Regions from separate parts of the Homo sapiens genome. Here region 2 is linked to region 1. A link is a loop called in an ENCODE intact Hi-C map of the cell type or tissue named here. Cell type or tissue: psoas muscle. All regions are shown on one strand.

What was found. Hi-C counts contacts between places; a loop is a spot of excess contacts. Peaks named below come from ENCODE experiments on the same cell type or tissue, not always from the same donor. Only the 100,000 strongest peaks of a DNase experiment are listed, where the experiment ranks them.
Region 2: a loop joins it to region 1, with 5 times the contacts of the local background. A loop is called at or near these places in 54 of 110 quality-filtered maps.

What each region holds. Positions count from the first base shown.
Region 1 is chr12:104,105,703-104,113,702 of GRCh38, reverse strand. HCFC2 (host cell factor C2) reads right to left here. Exons shown (of 15, transcript NM_013320.3): 15 at 7,179-8,000. Among named protein-coding and RNA genes, the nearest start is that of NFYB, 29 kb to the left of the region's middle. In psoas muscle, a CTCF peak has its summit at 4,340 (motif pointing right); a DNase peak (open chromatin) is centred at 4,332; H3K27ac peaks cover 968 bases.
Region 2 is chr12:104,053,908-104,061,907 of GRCh38, reverse strand. It overlaps a transcript of GLT8D2 not described here. Among named protein-coding and RNA genes, the nearest start is that of HCFC2, 6.6 kb to the left of the region's middle. In psoas muscle, a CTCF peak has its summit at 4,037 (motif pointing left); a DNase peak (open chromatin) is centred at 5,667; H3K27ac peaks cover 899 bases.

The DNA of each region.
Region 1 (8,000 bases):
ATAGGGGCAAAACTATTTGTTTTTATTCATTTATTTTTGAGATATTGTCTTGCTCAGTTGCCCAGGTTGGACTGCAGTGGTGTGATCTGGGCTCACTGCAATCTCCACCTCCCAGGCCCAAGTGATTCTGGTGCCTCAGCCTCCTGAATAGCTGAGACTACAGGTGCACACCACCACGCCCAGCTATTTTGTATATTTAGTAGAGATGGGGTTTCACCATATTGGCCAGGCTGGTCTCGAACTCCTGACCTCAAGTGATCTGCCCGCCTCGGCCTCCCAAATTGCTGGGATTACAGGCGTGAGCCACCGTGTCTGGCCTATAGGACCAAAACTAAACAAAATATCGGCAAATTGAGTCCAGCAAAATATTAAAACACACACCCCATGACCAAGTTGGGTTTATAATTGGAATTAAAGGCTGGTTTAATATTAAAAAGTCAGTTACCATAATTTATATATTAACACATTAAAGGAGAGACAGAAAAAAAGCCTTGAATAAAATTCAATATCCAGGCCGGGCGCGGTGGCTCACGTCTGTAATCCCAGCACTTTGGGAGGCCTAGGCAGGCAGAACACAAGGTCAGGAGATCGAGACCATCCTAGCTAACACGGTGAAACCCCGTTTCTACTAAAAAAAAAAAAAAATTAGCCGGTCTTAGTGGTGGGCACCTGTAGTCCCAGCTACTCTGGAGGCTGAGGCAGGAGAATGGCGTGAACCCGGGAGGCGGAGCTTGGAGTGAGCCAAGATTGCGCCACTGCACTCCAGCCTGGGCGACAGAGCCAGACTCCATCTCAAAAAAAAAAAAAAAAAAAATCCATTCATAATACAACTATTGGCAAACTAGATAAAGAGGATAACTTCCTTGGCCAGGTGCAGTGCAGCACTGGCCATCTTAGCACTTTGGAAGGCTGAGGCAGGAGGATTGCTTGAGCCCAGGAACTGGAGACTAGCCTGAGCAACATAATGAGACCTCACCTTTACAAAAAATTTAAACATAAGCTGGGCATGGTGGCACATGCCTGTAGTCCCAGCTACTTGGGATACTGAGGCAGGAGGATCACTTGAGCCCAGCAGATCAAGGCTGCAGTGAGCTGTGATCATGCCATGCACTCCAGCCTGGATTAACAGAAACAAAAAACCAAACCAAAAAACAAAAAACTTCCTTAAACTGATAAAGGCCATTTACAAAAAAAAAGCCACTAAACAGTGAAATGTTAAAAAAAAAATCTTTAAATCAGGGTTAAGACAAGATTCACTATCAGTTCCCTTCAACATTGTTCTATAGGTGCTAGCTAGCACAGAAATACAAGAAATTTTTAAAAAGTTGTAAGGATCAGAAAGGACAAAAATTGCCACTATTTGCAAATGTTAATTTAAAAAACTCAAAGGACATCTAGATAATTGTTAGAACTAATAAAAGTTTAGCATAGTTGTTGGATCTAAAATCAATACATGCCAACATTATTTCTATATAATCAGCAATAATCACAATGGAAAGTATAATTTTAACAGGTATAATTTTATCTGTTACCAGATAGAAACAGGTAAACTAAATTTAATTAAACTGAATTTTAAAAATCAGCAACAATCAGAATGGAAAGTATAATTTTAAAAATTCAGTAATTCAGTAAAATTCAGTTACCATCCATAACAGGTAAACTGAATTTAATTAAACTGAATTTTTAAAATTATACTTTCCATTCTGGTTATTGCTGATTATATAGAAATATTGTTATGCATTTTGAATGAAATTAACAAAGTCAATAAAAATAATGAGAAAAATTTTAAGATAAAAACAAATTTTAAAAAGATAAAAATTCAGTTTACAGCATTAAAAACTATAAAACCACTAGGATGAAATCTAATACAAGATGTAAAGGCCTTTATGGAGAACATTTTTAAAGTTCATTGAGACATGAAAGAAGACCTAATAAATGGAAAGCTACACAATGGTTTTGGCTGGAAAGACTCATTACTGAAAAGATGTCAGTTTTCTCCAAGTGGATCAACAGATTATTTACAATTACAAAGACAATACACAAACTGAGAGAAGATATATGCAATATATTTAACTGACCAAGGATTGGTATCCATCATATGAATCAATGAAAAAAAGACAGACAACCTAATAGAAAAATGGGCAAAAGACAGGAATATTTCACAGAAGAGGAATCATGATGGACCCATATATGAAGAGACACTCAATTTCATTAGTAATCAGGGAAATGCAAATTAAACCCACACTAAGAAACCACATAATAGCCATCCAGTTGGCACATACAAAGATAGTCAAGACCAAGTGTTAGCCAAGATGTGAAGCCATGGGAACTCTCAACCACTGCCAGTGGGAGTATAAGTTGGTACAAATGTTTTAGAAAACAATTACCAAGTAAAACCCACTCCTTAGAGCAGCAGTTCTCAGTTTTGGTCTCAGAACCTCTTTCTATCCTTAAAAACTATTGACGGCCTCAAAGAGCTGTTGTTCATGTGGGTTATATCTATCAATATTTACCATATTAGAAATTAAAATTCAGACTTCTTAAAACAGAAATATACAAGTATACTTGATTAGCTGCCAGAGTGATGATGTTATCATACATCTGGAAAATGTGAAAAAATCGAGAATGAAATGAACAAATAATGCCTTAGTATTATTATGAAAATAGTTTTGTCCTCACAGACCCCTCCCAAAAAGGTCTCAGGGACCCCCAGGCGTCCCTGAACCACACTTTGACAACAACTGTCCTAGAGCAACTGCTGTAAAAGTGCACCAGGAGACAATACAAGAAGTCATTCATTCCTCAAATATTTATTGAGCATCTACCTGGTGCCAGGCATTGTTCTGACATTGGGAATATGGTAGAGTACAGAACAGACAAAACTTCTGCCCACACACAGCTTACATTGTAATTGGGCAGAATGTTCATAGCAGCATTGTTTGTAATTGCAAAATGCTGAAAACAATCCAAATCTCCATAAATAGAAGAATGGATAAATAAATTGTGAAATAGTCATACAATCGAATACCATATAGCTGTGAAAACATGAAATACAGTTACATGCATAAACATGGATGGGAATCTCAAAAACAATGTCAGAAAAAAGAGGTCACAGAAGAATACATACAGCATGATTCCATTTACATAAAAGTTCAAAAACAAATTTAAACAATATATTACTAGGAATACATACATAGATGGTAGAGTCACAAATAAAAACATGGGAAATTATTAACAAAAAATCCAGAAGAATGTTTACCTCATATAATCTATGGAGGGAGAACAAATGGGGGATTCTAGGCAGCTGAGAATGTTCTAGTTCTTAAGCTGAAGGCTGAGTACGTGTGATCATGTTATTTTTTAAACCATACATACACAATATACTTTTGTATTATTTCACAACAAACATTTTAAAAGAAAAAAGATACAAGGTTATGCAATACGTACTTTCATCAACAAAGGGAGAATATCTTCTGATATTTCAGCCACTACTGTGCTATGCAAATCAGTCAATTATAATAATGGGGGAAGCAATACATGATAATATGAAAAGGAAATGAGTATGGACTATTCCTCACGGAAGTTAACTAGATTCCCACAGGGTCAAGATCCAATGAGATGGCAATATTATAGCACTGTTCTTCCAAGTTGGCTTGGACTCACTGGCATGACTCTGGTTAATTGGTTACTTTGTTCTCTGGGTATAATTATTTATATAAAGCAGACAATGAAATGATAGGTGATATAAATTCCAAATAAATTGACAAAGAAACCACCTCTTTACTGAATTATGTTGACTTTCAAAAGTACAAATATCCTCTCACACATTCTCCTAATAATGATTTATGTATTAAGTATTCCAAAAATATGGAAAGTGTATGGCAGCAACTGACCGTTTCTCCACATTGCTCAATAACAGGTGCCTTGCTGATCACACAAATGTTATAACAATTTTGCAATCACGTCTTTACCAAGGTTATCAATGTCAGTGCCATTATGTAGACTTAAAAAGACATAGTTAAGATGCAATTTCTCCTGATTCAGAAAACTAGCTAGAAATTTTGATAAACAATCTAAAAATCCTCAAAAATTAAATGGATCTTGAAATAATCAGTGTGTCCCTGTATCTAAACAGGGCAGGTTAAAGTTATTATCTTGGGTTAGGAAGTTGCAGGAAAGTAGAAAGTATATTCTCCAGGTCCATTCTCTCCAACTGGGTCTAACACAGGATTGCCAACTCACCAGAAAGCTCCAGGTATTGCTGTAGCTATTTTTAAAATCCTAGGCAGCTACAAGACCTAGAATCTTATCCACATGTAAGCTGGGCTGGACAATGCCACCAGGGGGTGCTAAATCGCAACTGGCAGGATGATTGTGAATCAAGCAGTTTTATCTTCAGATCTCTGCCCACTCTCTTACATGCTATGCTTTGTTACAGCGGATGATAAACATTATGGCTGTAGCTTTTTGCCCCTTCCCCAATATGGAAAGAGAAAAGGAGGTAACTCTTCTTAAATTCTCAGAGAACGTCTACTCTATCTTCTCAGTAGGAGGAATGGATAATCTTTTTGGTTGGAGCTGGACATTTGTTGGAGTATAATTTACTAGTGGACATGGTTTTTCTATGTTCAAAAACAAACACTAGCTGCTACCTTTTATTTTTAACCTGTATGTGCTCATACCAAAGGGCTCATCTTGTGCCTTCCTCAATTCTCATGCTCAGGAATGATGGATCTTTTAGCTTCGTATCTTTGCGGGGGTAAGAAGACCATGAAGGGGAAGTGGGTAGAATGGTGGTGGTGGGGGGGGACGTTTCCTTCTCTGTGACATCTTCCATATCTGATATGCCACCAATTCATACTTTCTTCTCTTTTATAGGTAAACACCCTGACATCTCTAGGCACTCTTCAAATATCTTTTGAACAAGCAAATTAAAATCAGTAAATAAGGAATACTTCTGTAACCTTCACAACCTCATCTCTATGACTTCCCAGCATTCTCTCTATCCAAGACCAAAGGCTTTATAACCTTGCATTCTCATAACTTTTTTGAATGTGAGGTACTGGCAGGAGTGGTAGCCAGATTGTGAATTTGACGATTAAGTAGCAGGCCTTTGCTCAACCTAATTTATCCAAAATACCAAATATATAAAACAAAAGAACCTCATGCTCAGTTCCAGATCCCCTCTGCTGAGATTAATAGGCCCACAAGTGGACACTATTTTGAACAAGGAAGCTGGTGTTCTCAGATTTTATGGCCTTTTTTTTTGAGATGGGGTTTCACTCTTGTCGCTCAGGCTGGAGTGCAATGGCGCGATCTCAGCTCACTGCAACCTCCGCCTCCAGGGTTCAAGCGATTCTCCTGCCTCAGCCTCCTGAGTAGCCGGGATTACAGACGCCCGCCACCATGCCAAGCTAATTTTTGTATTTTTAGTAGAGACGGGGTTTCACCATATTGGCCAGGCTGGTCAATCCTCAGGTGATCCACCCGCCTTGGCCTGGGATTACAGACATAAGCCCTTCATTCGGTTTACAGAATTTATTGATTTTTCCCCCAGAATTTTGTAGTTCATGTTTTTCCAGGAATGATCAAAGTAAGTTTTTTTCTGGAGTCACAGAAATACATAAGTCTAGGGACTAACTATAACTAGAAAACTTAGAAGGGAGTTTTGCCAATGTCATCTCATTTTCCTGAGTGTAAGAATCTTTTGTCCTACAAGTTTAGAGGTGATAACAGTGACCTGACTTGATATTAACAGAATCCAATGCAGTTCCAATCCTGGTAACCATGTCCTTCAGCAGTTCCCTGAACTTATATAGGTAGGTAATTTCTAGTGTCAGAGATTAACTTTTGACAGTTTTAGCTTATTTTGATCATCCAGTGTTAAAAATCATAATCCAGCAATGCCCATAACCTCATGAAAGATCTTTCTTCTTTCTTTCCTTTAAGAAAAAAAACAAACCTGATCTGGTAGAAGGACCTTTTCCAATCAAAGACCTCCTATACTAAATCTCTTATCCCAGAACTTCTTTTAACCTAATAGCAGGGCAGGGTAAGACAAAGCTAAAGAGTTTGCATTTCCTCCAGATACTTGGCAAATCTGCAAAAAATCTCTTTCCCTTTCAAAGCTTCCCTCCCATTTTGACCTCTATTTAGGAGGAGTGGGAATATGAAGAAGTGTAAAGGTGACAATTTTCTTTACCCGCTTGTTAAAATATTTAAGTACCAGTTAACTAGCCAGCCAACATGGAACGGGTATAAAGACCCAGTCTCTGCCTTGAAGACCTACCATCTAGCAGATGGAGAGGGACATGCTAACAAATAGGGGCGCTAAGTTTTTAGACTGCTATGACAGAAGATTTAACAAAGGACAGTGGGAGAACAAAAAGAAGGGGTTAAATCTACCTGGTGGTGGAGTATGTCAGGAAAGACTTCTTCAGATTGGCAATTTGGCCTGAATCTAGGAAAAAAAATGAATGGGGACAGGTGGGAGTAAAAAAGGGAACCATAGACAGGAGGAGGTGTGTAAAGATGGACAGAAAGCATGGTATGATAGACACTACAAAAATGAGGAAGTGCCGAGACAGTGGACAAAAGTTTCAAATGACAAGATTAAATACGATAAAAGAGTTCCCTGGATTTGGGAAATGGGAGGTTATCCTTGAACTTTGCTAGAGCCATTTCAATGGAGCAGCAGGTCAGAAGTCTGGCTGCTATGAATTTAAAAGGATGAAAAGAATAAAGAAAAATATTTTAGAGTAAATGAAAGACAAAAAAAAGGTGACAACAAGTTTAGACTATTTCTTGGAGCCATTTGCCTTTTTACTTTCAAGCATACTAGTTCAGGTGTGACAAGGGTTACTTACATAGGATTTACATTTCTATGAGAAAACGACTCCCAACTGCCATCTTAAAAACTTAAAAACAAGTTTTTAAACACAATCCATTCTTAATTTAAAGGCTGCCTATATTATTTCAAACAATACAGGCAGCCTTTTAAATATATGTTTAACAATTATTAAACTTGTTAATTATTAAATATTAATTATTAAACATGTTAATATATGTTTAATATGTTTACATAATGTTATTTTAAATATAAAATCAACATTTCTACAGATTTACTCTGCCATCACTAACTTTTCTTTCATATCCTTCAAAATAAATAACACCTGTAATTGTTTATAGTAGAAAAGGTGCTTTATTTTACATATCATTGGTACACGATACATAAAACTGCCTAAAATCAGTCTTGAAAAACACAACAGTCAGTCAGTTACACCTTAAAGGGTCAAAGACCAAGTCTATTTTGCAAGCTACTTCATTTATGATCAAATGACTACAATAATTTTAAATACTAATAATGTCTTCATATCCAATGTTACAAATGATTTTTGTTACAAGGGCTGTAATTTTTTAAAATAAAAATATCTTTAGCTATAGACCTTATTTCTAATCAGAATGAATCTTTGCTAGTCTACAAGTCTTTGAAATAATAGATCAACAATTTCACCTTCCTATAGATAATTGTATTTATGTAATTGGGTAATGAGGCAGGAGTCCTTCATACATGCAATCAGATTATTTCAATTTTTTAAAAAATGCAGATAAAATTGAGTTTATATATACCCTATGTCTAATTAAGTTGCCAAAGAAGTTTATTAAACTAAAATGAAGCCAATATGATATTTTAGAAAACATAATTCTGAGAGCATGCAACATCAAAAATATTTTTACTACTTATGAGAGCCAGAGTTGCAGAACACAGAAGAGGACTGGCACAAAGTCTTGTTATATTTGAACTGCTTACCTGACTGGGAAGAGTAAAGAAAGTCATTTAACTCAGTGCAAATCCTATGAAAAATATCTGCATGATACAGCCTACTGCTACACAAAGGGATCTTCATTTAGAAAATGTGCAAATCATAAGAAGCTAAATGCACTTCTCTTGCTATTTGCTCCAATTCATTCTATTCATCAGCACACAGCTCTAAGATCTC
Region 2 (8,000 bases), 52 kb after region 1:
ACCTCCTAGGTTCAAGCAATTCTCCTGCCTCAGCCTCCTGAGTAGCTGGGATTACAGGCATGCACCACCACGCCTGGCTAATTCTGTATTTTTAGTAGGGATGAGGTTTCTCCATGTTGGTCAGGCTAGTCTTGAACTCCCAACCTCAGGTGATCTGCCCACCTTGGTCTCCTAAGGTTCTGGGGTTACAGGCATGAACCACTGCGCCTGGCCAGCCCAATTTCATAATATGTCCAAAGAGAATTTGGAAAGGGAGGGAGAAATAAGATGTCTGCGAACAGAAAAGAGGTTATGAATATTTATCTATTAATATTTTTCTATGTCACATACATAACATAGGAGGCTCTTAAATGTTGCCATAATAAAGTTTTTATGGATTTGAAATAAAACTGGAAGAGTTGGAATAAAGCAGTGAGTTTTTCATAAAACCCAAAGTGTTTAATTTAAAGAACTGTACTTTGTTCTGAGAGTTTTGTGCCTAGATGGTAGTTTTTTTCTAATGCCCTTATAGCACAAGGTTAAAGGAAAAAATCAAACGTTCCAACCCTAATGTTGAACTTCAAATTTAAAAAAACTAGTCTATGATATTTGAAAGCCCAAGTACCCTTGAACTAGGAGAAAAATTAAGGCAAAATATTTTTAAGACAAAAGAGATTGCAAGCTATAACTGGTGGCTTAGATAGGGAGCTGCAGGGTGATGAGGAAATGTGTACTAGTTTCCTAGGGCTGCTGTGAAACAATAGGAATGTTTTGTTTCACAGTTCTGAAGGATATATAAGTCTGAAATCAAAGTGTCAGTAGGGCTGTGATCCCTGCAAAACCTGTAGGAAAGAATGCTTCCATGCCTCTTTCTAGCTTCTGGTGGCAGCTGTCAATCCATGGCAGCCCTTGACTTGTCAATGAATCACTCCAGTCTCTGACTCCATCACATCATCACGTGGTGTTCTCCCTGTGTGTCTGTCTCTTCTTTTTTTTTTTTCTTTTTGAGACAAGGTCTGGCTCTGTCATCCAGGTTGGAGTGCAATGGTGCGATCTCAGCTTGCTGCAGCCTCCACCTCCCAGGCTTAAGTGATCCTCCCACCTCAGCTTTTGGAGTAGCTGAGATTATAGGTGTGCACTACCATGCCTGGCTAGTTTTTAAATTTTTTCTAGAGATGAGGTTTTACCATGTTTCCCATGCTGGTCTTGAACTCCTGAGCTCAAGCAATCCTCCTGCATCAGCCTCCCAAAGTGCTGGGATTACAGATGTGAGCCACTGCGCCCAGCCTCTTCTCCTCTTATTATAAATTCACTAGTTATATTGGATTAGGGCTCATCCTGTGATCTCATCTTAACTTGATTATATCAGCAAGGATCCCATATCCAAATAAAGTCATATTCATAGGTACAGCGGGTTAAGGCTTCAGCATGTCTTTTGGGGGAGATACAATTCAATCTATGACAAAGTACATAATCCAATGGGAAAGATGTTTTAGTAGAGCAGTTTTGAGTAATCTGTCCTTGAGGGAGGCATCTAAAATAGGTCCCCATTTCACAGTAAAGTACCTTCAATCTCTGAAACTTCAAGAATGTAGTTTGGAAACAACAACCTAGGAGGAGAGTTTGGAGAAGAGGGATGGAAAATAGCACCCTGAAGAAGCCAGCATTGATGGGGTAAAGACAAGAGGAGGCACTCATGAAGGAAATAGAGAATAGGTAGCCAGAGAAGTTAAAAGGGAACTGGGTGAGGGTGATGTCAAAGAAGCCACAGGCAAAGAGGGTTTCATAGAGGCAGAAGTGGTAAGGAAAGCCAAAAGCCACAGAGAGGTCAGGGAAGAAGAGGACGAAGAAGCAACTGTTGGATTTGCAAATTAGGAGGTTAGTAGTGGCCTAGAATTAAAATGTTTTCAATGGAGTGGGAGGGAAAGAAGCCAGAGAGAACTGAAGCATGAGTTAGAAAATGCGGATAACATGTGTAGTCTATTCTTTACAGAGACTTGGCCATGTAAGGAAAGAAAGAACAATGGCTGGCAAGGAGAGAGAGGTACTGTGTAAATTGTTATTATTTTGGATGGTGAGACTTGTGGGCCCAGAAGAAGGATCCAGTTGCAAACAAAAGGTCGGAAGAGCACAACCAGCAATCATTTCCAACCTTCTCCTTGCCTGCCTCTCATTATTGAGGCTGGGAAGGAAAAAAACAAACAAACAAAATACAAACAAATAAGAACTTTCCCAGACTACTGTACCCACTCTCCTTCAAGATCTGCTCTCCTTTTCTTTTCAGTAACAGAATCTGGACTCTGAGCTGGGCACATGACCATTCTAAATAAAAACTAATTTCCCAAGCTTCCCTCAACTTGTTGTGGCCTGTGGCTAAATATTGACCTATGGGTTGTAAGCAAAAGTAATATATATAATTCCAGAATGTGTTCTAGAGGAGGGAAGCTTCCTTTCTCTTACTCTTTCCTGCTGTCTGGAATGTAGATGTAATGGCTAGAACTGGAGCAGCCATCTTGGACCATGAGCTGGAAGAAGCCTAATTTCCTGAGTACTTAGTGAAGTAGAGCAGCTCCACTGGAAATTACATCCCATAGGGCAAGTAGATCTGTTCAGAAAGAGCTGGGATTTGGTGGATCAAAGTCCTGGAGGATCAAGAAAAGATGGATCCTGAAGTCCATGTATACCTACATGTATACCAGGGTTGAATAGATACATTAATTCTCTATTATAGATTATATAAATATTATGTATTCTATACATGTACAGGAATCCCTCTTTAGCCATGGTTTCACTTACCCACAGTCAATGCAGTCTGAGAATATTAAATGGAAAATTCCAGAAATAAGCAATTTGTAAGTTTTAAATTGTGTAACATCCTGAGTCACATGATGAAGTCTTGCGCTGTCCCGCTCTTACCTGCCTGGGATGTGAATCATCCTTTGTCCAGTGTTTCCACACTGTATGTGCCACCTGCCCATTCGTAATTGAGTAGCTGTCTTAGTTAGAGGTATATAGGATTTGGTGCTATCCGTGGTTTTAGGCATCTCTGGGGGTCTTTGAATGTATCCCCCTTGGGTAAGGGAGCATCTGTTGTGTTATAGAAAGCTCTATTGGACAGTGCTGCTCTAGACTTTTTAGGCATATGTTAGAGAAGGTACTTTCATCTCTCACTACTTCCTCTCCTCTCTGCCCACTCCTCCGTATCAAACACCCACCAGAGTCATTTACCTGGACTGTTTCATTTGGGGTTAAGATCAAGGGCTTTAAGACCCAATAGGTTGTAGCTACTTAACTAGTTGTATGGCCTTGGTCAAATTATTTATCCTCTTTGAACCTCAGATTCTTTGTCTATAAAATGGGAATAATAAGAGCATCTGCTTCTTAGGGTTAGTCAAAGGATTAAATGAGATAATATGGTTCCAAAGTGGCAGCAAGGAAGCAATCTGGCTTCACACCCCCCAATGGAAAACCCAAAACTAATATTCAACACTGAAATTATCACCAGCAATATCCGAGAACTCAAATATGAGGATGAGACATTTGCTGGGGCCACAGAGAAGTTTAAAAAACTCTGAGCAGATGGTAAGAGAATCAGACTTCCATATCTGTAATCCCCTCCCCACAATCTGCCAGGCACCAACTGCATGAAAATTTCCCCCAACTCACAGTCTGTACACTGTAAAAAGTGAGATCAAGGCATAGACAACCAGCTTCTCCACAATCTTGGGTTCCCTTGCAGGAGACTTGTCCCAGCCTCAACCACTAGAAGCATCAGCAGTCCCTAGAGGAGAAATATCCCTGAGAACAGCCAGAGACAAAGGGGAGAGGTGAGACTACCATCCCAGCTCTGGAAACTCTGCTGTGTAACTTGACAAAAAGAGATGGAGACACCAAATCATAGTGGCTGTTCAGCAGCACCACACTGTAGGAGGTTGGGTCCATAGGTCCCTTGGACACTGAACCCCTAGCTAGCCTTCCCAAACTACTGGGATATCCCCCATTAAGGATGAGGGGCACTGATTATTTATTAGAATGGAGGCAAACGTGGGTTTCAGCACCATCTAGTGCTGAAAATGGGGCAGTGACCTAGCAAGGGGGGAAAAAAAGAAAGAAAGAAATAGGTAAATGAAATAATACATGTAAAGTACAGGCAGTCTTCACTTTGCATGATAACACTGTTCTGTAAACATGATATGCAAGCCAACACCCTTCAAAGTGATCTCAATTATCAGTGGGAAAAATTACAATTGTTTTGTGATGTTTAAAAACTTTTGTCAAAATATTAAAAACTTTCTTACTGTTGGATATAAATATATAGAGAAATGAAAAAATTGTAAACCTAATATTTCTTTATTATGCCATAATTTAAAACAGAAATATTGAGAATTAATGTGTTTTGCTTTTTTTTTTTTGAGACAGGGTCTTTGTCACCTGAGCTGAAGTACAGTGGCATGATCACAGCTCACCACAACCTTGACCTCCCAGGCTAAAGCGATCCTCCCACCTCAGCCTTCTGAGTAGTTGGGACCATAGGTACATAACACCACACCTGGCTAACTTTTTTATTTTTTGTAGAGACGGGGTCTCCCTATGTTGCTCAGGCTGGTCTTGAACTCCTGAGCTCAAGCCTCAGCCTTCCAAAGTGCTGGGATTACAGGTGTGAGCCACCATGCCCAGCCTCCTTTCTAAGTTTTCCTTTGTGCTTTCAATGTTGTGAGATATCTTTCAGCATTCCTTTAATGTGAATTTTTTGCCCATGTCACTTTCTGGAACATCTTTATCCTTTTCCTTACAACTTCCTTCCTTATTTGTGTTCATAAGTTTACCTTTACTAAGTCTCTCTGGATGCCCATCTGGAGTTGAACAGTGGCAATGTCAACATTCCCATGGCCACCAATTTCTTCTGTAACTCCAGTGATCTTTGATTTGAACTTCACTGCCACAATAATCACTTTTTGTTTCTTTGCTTCACTTTTATCTTTATTGGCAAATTCTATCGTCCATTTTTTACAATGTTACTTGGAGATAAAGAGGCAACACAACTACATGCTTTGCTGTCTGTGCATAACTAAATAACAGATGTCCAGTGACCAGTCACCAGCAGACTAGAAATGAAGTGATGTGCTGTGGTCACTGACCATGGCGTGCATCTGTTATTTACATAGTAATTTTGTGGACTGAAAACCTGGCAGCAAAGCTTGTATTTATGCAATTACTTACAGTGAATATACTGTGGTAACTGAAATTTGAACTGTATTATTGGGGGACTTGTGTTATATAACTAAACGGTGCTAATTGAAATCTGTGCTGTTACCATGCCAAGCAAGGACTGTGCTATACTTACGCAATGTCTGACATGTAGTTAGCATTTAATAAGTAGTAGATTGTTTTATTTCTATCATTATCATGATTTTATTATATTTCTACACTTTCTATTCCTCCTCCTGAGCTGCAGGCCAAAAAGTCAACCCTAGAGTGAGAATCTGGTGCTGGAGGTGGCAGACAGTCCTGTGTTTTCAGCCAAGAGTGTAAATTGCAATGTCTTTAATCTCAATTGAGGACTCAGGCCAAGGGCCAAAGGCTTATTGCCAGAGGTCTGAGAAGAGGTTCTGGGGAGTGCTAGCAAGTGGGCAGAACTCGATAGCAGAGATCCTGGGCAGGGACTGTTGCCAAGGTGAGGGAAACAGATGGTGTCTGAGAGGTCTGTTTACAGATTGCAGGGCTCCAGCCATGGATCTTGGCTGAAGCTATGTCCAAAGCATAGAGAGGGCAGCTGGCAAGAGCAAGGCAGGGCTCCAGGCTAGATAGAACCTAACTTAATTGCCAGAACAGGGAACTGGGCCAAGGAAGAAAAACAGTTACCGCATGCGGGAGAGAGGGAACTCAAGTGTGAGACTCAGGTGCTGGAGCAATTGCTGCAGTTCAGGGAGTAGCAGGGGAAAGCAAGAGCACCGAAGCTCAGGGCAACAGGAAGATGACCTGCAACTGAACCACACCAGGCAAAAGAGAGGGAATTGAGGCTGCTATGGTAATTCCTGCCCCATATGTGTGATCTTGGAGCCCAGCCATGGGAGACAAACGTGGCAAAGAGGCTTGTCAGCCTGACCCAATGTGGTAATTCATGTACTACTACAGAAGACTTATTCCTTTCCTCCCAGGCAAACTTATCAGCTTTAATAGATTTTATCTAGGACCTTATCTAAAAGTTATATACTCAGTAAAGGCAGACCCAGTTAGCAAGAAGAAATGATGAACATCTGACCTTCAACTAGTAAGAAATAAACATGGAATAATAGAGACTAAGATACATGTTTTGTTGACAAGTGATACCACAAATATAAAATGCATGTGAAATGCATACATATTGCATGGGGTTGCACTCAGGCATGTAACTAAATCTAACCAAACTTAGTTGACCACTTAAGGGTTTATTTTCCTCACATAGCAAGATTTTCCATGAGTAGTTAGTTCAGGGCTGCTGTGGTGATTCTCTGCCATCTTTAGCATATGCCAGGCTGCAGAATGACAGAGTGCCAGGGACCCCATTCATATAATGCAAGGATATTTTCCATTTACTTCTACAGATCTACTCTCCACCCTTCAACCTGTTCAGTGTCCTGAGAGGCTGACCTGAATGGATTATAGCACTTGAGCTTCTTGCCCTCTGACTTCTAGTTGGATTTGGTCAATGGGAGACACTACCAACAGGAGACTGTGAGGCTGGGGTAATCAGCCCCTCGTCCCTTTTGTGCAGAGCACCACAGGTTGGCTGTATCCCAGTGGGAGGGCCGCTCTTGCTGGCCACCCTCTCCATATCCTCTCTCCAGGTCCTGGAAACCACTCTCTCTTGTTGCCCTTCAGAGTTTGGGGTGGTAATAACTCCCTGCTATTGCTAGCCCCAGGGTACTGCATCATCTCTTAACCATGTTTCCCTGACAGTGATTACACCTTTTCAATTAGTGCCTTTTTAAAAAGTCTCCACCATTACCCTATTGGAGGGAGCTGTCTGTATCCTGCCAGGACCCTGACTGATTCAACTCTATAGTCACTGTGCACAACCAGTGTGGCCATATGCAGCAGCACAGTGCAGGCCTCTTATCCCCATGGCTGCAAGGTGGCTACTTCACACGCAAGCTTCAAGGTTGGATTTTAAACAGGAAGAAAGGGCAAAAGACACCAAAGAGCTCTTTGCCAGGAAAACACTAGCTTTCAAGGAAGTACTAGACAGCAGATGTCTGCTCACGTGCCACTCTAGCTGCAGGACATCCAAGGAGGAGAATCTTTTCAAATAGGCATTTTGCTGTCCATATGAAATCGTGTTTCTATTAGAAGGGAGGAAGCAGAGCAATGAACATGGGGAGGCAGGTATCCAAAGGAAATAAAATCAGTATTTCAATGGGGAGGCAGATATCTCTTTGAAATACTGATTTTATTTCCTTTGGATATCTGCCTCCCCATGTTCATTGCAGCATTATTTATCATAGTCAAGATATGGAATCAACTTAAGTATCCATTGATGGGTGAATGGATAAATATATTGTGGTACATATATGCAATAGAATATTATTCAGCCATATAAAGGAAATCCTGCTATTTTTGACAACGTGGATGAAACTTGAGGGCATTATGCTAAGTGAAATAAGCCAGATACAGAAAAACAAATACATACAATTTTACTTATATTTGTAATCTAAGAAAGTCAAACTCATAGAAGCAGGGAGTAGGTGGAATGGTGGTTGCTAGGGTGAGGGGATGGGGAAAATGGGGAGATGTTAGTCAAACAGTATAAACTTTCAGTTATCAGATGAGCAAATTCTGGGGATCTAGTGTAGAAAATGGGTGGTGTTGGATGTGTTAATTAATTTGATTTTGGTAATCATTACACAGTGTACATGCATATCAAGTCAACACCGTACATCTTGAATGTATTCAGTCTTTCTCAGTTAAATATTTAAATTTAAAATTAAATATTCAATTATATATTATTCAATAAAATCAATTACATGTTATAGTTCAATTTC